Regions from separate parts of the Mus musculus genome. Here region 2 is linked to region 1. Evidence: chromatin contacts called from ENCODE POLR2A ChIA-PET data. All regions are on one chromosome and are shown on one strand. Each heading gives the region's core, a stretch centred on a gene start or an enhancer-like site at or near the end of the contact. The rest is flanking DNA. Distances are from core to core; before and after follow the strand shown. Region 1 holds the start of 5830408C22Rik (RIKEN cDNA 5830408C22 gene). Region 2 holds the start of Adam9 (a disintegrin and metallopeptidase domain 9 (meltrin gamma)).

Region 1 (2,700 bases), core at 174-2,673:
AACACCAGGGACTCCAGTTTGATGCTCTGCACAGCCAGGGTCCTTCACTAGTCTGACAACTCCCTAAAGACCCGGTGAGCTGCTGGCCCACTGCTAACTCAGTACGTTCTTATTACCAAGTTATTATCATTATTATTAACAAGTCACTAGATGCAACCAAGTTGAAGATAAAACTTCTACCCTTCCTGTGTCTTCTGCTTAGCTGTTGCTGGAAGCGTTATACTCCTCCTGGAGGGGGGTGGGGGGGTGGAGGAGTGGGAGGCAACAAAGAAAGAGTGGGGGATGGGGGACAGCTAATCAAAGACATTAAGAACACTAGCACAATTTTGGAACTTCAGCCTCTACTGCAAACCAAAATGCTCCCAGGAGCCGCAACTGGTTCGTTCTCCCCTGCTCCTCCTCTAGTGTTTATGCGCCTCTGAAAAACTCTTAATTGAGTCCAATCAGGGACAGAAGGAGTACAAACGGAAGATGTTCACGAAGGAAGGAAGCCTTAAAGGTGAAAGACTCGGGGCAGGGCTGCCCAGGGCAGAAGGTGTACAAGGGTGCCCTGGTCATGCCCTGATACTTTTTTTCCCTTCCCACACGACCTGGCCCCATCTCTCCTTTCTTCTTTTCTTTTCCTTTTAAATTTTAAGTCTCCATGGCTGAGCAGAACAGGGAAGCGCGGACGTTAAAGGGGACAGCCTTTTGAGGCTTCCCCTCGAAAGGGTTACCTAACCTGGAACCGACCTACGTTTTCCACCAAGTCACCTCCATTGCCAGGAATCCCAGAAGCCCATGGCGGGAGCAGACGAAAGGAGGAGTCTCCCCAGGGTAGCATTCTAGGCCCGCGCCAAGTTAAAAAGGAGTGAGAAGGAGAAGGAAGAGGCTCCAACACCCAACTCGTGCCTGAGGGACTTGCCTGGGACGTTCTCTGCGCTCCTCCCCTACCCGCTGCCCGGGCAGTCCTTGAGGGGCTACCACCCCTGTGCTTGAACCTCGGAGAAGTTTCGCCGCTGCAAACGTGAGAATCTGCAGCTCCACAGGACACCGCCCCCACACGCCCCACCCCACAGCCCGACCCCTGGCGGTGGCGACCTTGGTCACCCAGGAGGCGCCAGTGCACTGGAGGAGGGGCTGCATTTGGGGCTTTCCTGGGAGCTAGGGGAGGTGGCCCATTGGGCCACCTCCGGTCGCCGTCCACCACCCGGACTGGCGCCACCAAGCAAACCCAGCCGCCCTGCTCCCCTCTCTGCCCTCCGCGCCCGGACCCTTGCGCCTCTCTGCCCGACTCACCGCGCTCTGCGCAGCAAGGGTCGCATCGGGTCCCAGAGCTCTGCGCCTCGGGGCTTCGCTTCCCGCCTGTCCTGCGGCACACTTCTCCCTTATCCTCAGCTGTCCTCCAAGGCCGTCTCTCGACTCTTTTTTTCCGGGTTAATTTCGTTTCACATTAAAGCAAAACCCAGCCCCGGATGTGAGTACAATGCTCCTCGGGCCTCCAGGGGGGAGGAGAGGGGTGCGGAGACCTCGAGGGGACAGCAGCGGGGGATGGCGGGGGGGAGGAGGTTGGTGGGATGTAACCCGGCTGCAGCAGGTGTCCGCGATGGGGTGCTCGACCGTCACGTCCCGAGCCTACTTCTGCGCACTGTGCAGCCGGCCCAAACCGCGGCTGCCCGGAGGGCGAGGGGGCGTTGGGAGTTTAGGGGTGGAGAGAGGAACGCATCGCCCCCTGCGGTCTAAAGTGCACCCCCCGGAGCTAAGAGGGTCGCCAACGCCCTGACCCAGCTTGCCTGGCCCTTCTTGGAGCACGGAGAGAAGTGGGAAAGAGAAGCTGGATTCGATAGGTTCAGCCTAGGGTGACCAGACAGAACTCCAGCGCCCTCGCCCTTCAGTCACACAGCAACCCGTAGGTATCAATCCGGTGCTGGGGCCGATGAGGAAACCGAGACTCCAAGACATTAGGTAACTTGTTCTGGGTCCCCAGTCAGTAGAGGGCAGGTCTGTCCGGTCTAACGCAGGCCTCCCTCGTGGAGACATTGACATTTAAATATAAGTAACGCCAGGCAGACAAAGTGGACTCAATTTTACGGTAAAATTGTCAGCCCAGGGACCGAGCACCGAGAGATGCGGCTTTGGGGGCTGGGGGCGGGGAGGAGGATGCTGATGTCAGCCGTGTGGGTCCAAGGTACTCGGAGTGTGTAGTGAAAAAGTCGCCCCCGGAAGCTCTGCAGGACTAGGCCTGGCTTCGCGGGTGGGAAGTACGGTGCGAGGCAAAGGCAGCCTGGCAGCCTGGGGGCTGAGGGCTGCAGCCAGGTGAGCCGGCAGGAAGGCGGGACGCCCGGCAGCACACGCCCCGAAAGCTCCCCTGATGAAACCGCAGGCGCTTCCTCTTCTATTTTGATAGCCAAAGCGAAAATGAGCCGCCCAGTTCGCTCAGGTGTGAAAAAAAGACGTTTGCTTTAGAACATTATGCTCTGAATGAGGAAGGAAAAGAAAACGAGGTGGGGAGAGGGGAGCCATTTCCCTTGAAATAAACATCAACGTCAATTTTGTACGTTTGAGGAGGTCCCTTGCCCTGCATTGGGGCTTCAAGTAGCATTTCTCCTAACCGGCTCCCATTCCTTAGGCAGCTGGTGACCCGTGACCCCGCTCAGTGCCTCAGTTTCTATATCTGGGTCAAGCGAGTCAATTCTTGCGGGGTTTCCTTCCTACACAAAG
Region 2 (2,736 bases), core at 195-2,694, 85 kb before region 1:
ACAAAAAAAAAAAAACCCTTCAGCATCTCTCCTATATCTTAGTCCACATGGTCACCCTTTAGATCCTCCAAAAGCATCAGGAATGGGTTTCCTTCCTGATGAAGGCTGGATAGATTTCCAAAGCGAATACTCATGCCTATGTGAGCAGCTGGCCCATTGCAGCAGCAACTGAAGAACACAAGGATATTCCATTCATTTTTATGCCCATGTGTAACAACAAACATATACATGTACTAAAAATATAATCTGGTTTTTGCTGGCAAACACAAGAAGTTAGAGATTATTAAAATTTCAGTTCCTTTCATAGCGATATTGTTAACTAGAACAGCACGTTTCATCAGACACGTCCTGGAAGCATCCCATTGAAAATTTGTCAGTATTTATAAACTCCAGGAGGACGCTAACTTAATTAAAAAGGAGAAAGCCAAAGACAAGAAGCTGTAATTAGTTTCGTGAAGGTCAGCGGTCCTGAACTCAAATCTACACTCATCACCTTTGAAGGCAACAATTTTGTAAAGCCTTCTATTGTCCATAGTGTTCCCGGAGCTCAAAGAGATAACTAAGCCATGCAAACACTAATTTAATACAAAGGATGAAATAAATAACTTATTTCCAGGAAAAAAAGAACCTAGTGTGTTCCCATTCAGTTTCATCATCCACAATATAAATATCTTACATATTTACGGGAAGTTTCACAATTCAGATGTGCTGGCGAACAGTAATTTAATTCTTTCCGATAATCCCCTGGGTTAAACAGAGCAGAGATTCTTTGTCCAGATTTAGATAGATTGAACTACAGGCTCTAGAAACGTAGCGTTTCGTTGATTTTATTATTTTAAGTATCCTTACTAACAAAAAAAAAAAAAAAAAAAAAAAAAAAAACGGCCCAAGGAAAACCCGCCCTCTTCTCCATCGGGATCCCTGTGGACCTACTGCTGAGTCGTCCAAGACGGCGAACGTCAAACCCCAAATCCTGATAGACTGAAGCAAAAGTTCCATCTCCCAGCCCAGAGCTGGTGACAGCCACTCCACCCGCAAAGCACTCGCTGCAGCCCGGGAGTAGCGAGCGCACCGCCACAGTGCAGCCGGCCGCCGGCCACCGGGCTCCGGGTCAGCGCTGACAGGGGAGCCGGAGCCCAGGGTCCGCCTCGCAGCCCTCACCACCCAGCACTCACTCCCCACAGCACGGTTCCCGTCCGGCACCCACCTGGTCGCCCGGCCTCGAGGACTGGGCCCAGCAAGCCACACGCCAGCAGCCACCTTAGTCGCAGAGAGGCAAGGGGCGAGAGCGCGCGCGGCCCCATAGCGAGGGCTTCGGCAGGTTCCGCTCAACGCGCGGCCGCCGCCTCCGCCCCTTCGGTCATCCTTGCAACCCCGCGGGGGCCCCCGGGCTGGCGGGGCGCTCGCCCTCGGCGAGCACGCGCGCGGCACTGACGCAGCAACCCCCCCCCCCCCAAAAACCCCGCCCCTTTCCCGATCCCGCGGCCAGAGGCTGACGTAGGGAAAATACAGTCTGGCCAACCCACCGGCGGCCGCCGCCGCCGCCGCTCCAGTTCGCGCCCGGCTGTTCCGCCCCTCCGCCCGCTCAGCGGAGACTAGAGAAGGTAGGAGGGGCTGGAGGGCGGGGCTAAGGGAAGCTCCACCCTCCCTCCGCTCCGTGCAGCAGTGAAGGGTCTACTGGAGGGCGGAGCGAAGCCAGGCCACACCTTTCCCCTGGCCGTTTCTGATTGGCCGTAGTGGCAGGCGGAGCGTCGAGCTGCGCACGGGTTGGCTGTGGAACGGAGGGTTGCGTACCCGACGTAGAGAGAGGCCTGACAGCGCCGGGCTCCGGTGGGCCGTGGCGGCCTGGCTTTGTTTTTAGGCCAGGTCTCTAGGACCGGCCCCCGGGAAGATGGTGCTGGGCGGCTGCCCTGTGAGTTACCTATTGCTGTGCGGCCAGGCGGCCCTGCTATTGGGGAACCTGCTGCTGCTGCACTGTGTTTCTCGGAGCCACTCGTTTAATGCTACGGCCGAACTGGATCTCACACCCTCGGGCGCCGCTCACCTCGAGGGTCCCGCGGCCTCAAGCTGGGAATACAGCGACCCCAACTCGCCAGTCATCCTTTGCTCTTACCTGTAAGCTGCCGGGACGTGGCGGGCGGACCTAGAGGGGGATCGGGCCAGGGATAGCTGTTGGTTGTGGGAGCGGAAGGCTGCTTCCACCTCGGGGAGGTGATTCCGGGACTGGTGCCTCTCAATTGCCCTGCCACAGAAAGCAATTAAACTGTGTGTTAGTGGTAGATACTGGGAAGGAGTAATGTAGGCTACAGAACCCTTCCACTTCCTGCACCCTTTCTGCTGCCTTGGTTACAGGATGAGTTCAAGGCCAACCAGCCAGCCTGGGTAACTTGTCTCAAATTTAAAAAAAAAAGAAAGAAAGAAAATTCAAGGGCTGGAAATGTAGCTCAAAGGTAGATAGCACCTCTAGCGTATCCAGTTCCCAGTACAGAAGGAGGAACAGATATTAAAAGAGGAACGAAAATAGCATTGCGTGCGGACACAGAAGCAATCGGCAAAAGGCACTGATGAAAAATCTTACTGATTTGCAGACCCGACGAGTTCGTAGACTGTGATGCCCCAGTGGATCACGTTGGAAATGCAACTGCCTCCCAGGAGCTTGGTTATGGTTGTCTCAAGGTGAGGATTTTGTTCTTTGTACAGGCACCTTCGTGGGAAGCATGGCCGGGTGCTGTTAAA

The links. ChIA-PET counts read pairs that join two places held with the same protein, here RNA polymerase II (POLR2A).
Region 2: POLR2A ChIA-PET joins it to region 1 with 30 read pairs in Patski. The contact joins the promoter of Adam9 here to the promoter of 5830408C22Rik in region 1. POLR2A ChIA-PET finds 5 or more read pairs at or near these places in 4 of 5 experiments (Patski and embryonic stem cell).

What each region holds. Positions count from the first base shown.
Region 1 is chr8:25,100,756-25,103,455 of GRCm38, forward strand. 5830408C22Rik (RIKEN cDNA 5830408C22 gene) reads left to right here and starts at 1,424. Exons shown (of 2, transcript NR_155282.1): 1 at 1,424-1,456. It overlaps Plekha2 (pleckstrin homology domain-containing, family A (phosphoinositide binding specific) member 2), which reads right to left and starts at 1,056. Exons shown (of 12, transcript NM_031257.3): 1 at 905-1,056.
Region 2 is chr8:25,015,478-25,018,213 of GRCm38, forward strand. Adam9 (a disintegrin and metallopeptidase domain 9 (meltrin gamma)) reads right to left here and starts at 1,445. Exons shown (of 22, transcript NM_001270996.1): 1 at 1,208-1,445. The coding sequence starts at 1,304. It overlaps Tm2d2 (TM2 domain containing 2), which reads left to right and starts at 1,734. Exons shown (of 4, transcript NM_027194.3): 1 at 1,734-2,115; 2 at 2,589-2,676. The coding sequence starts at 1,892.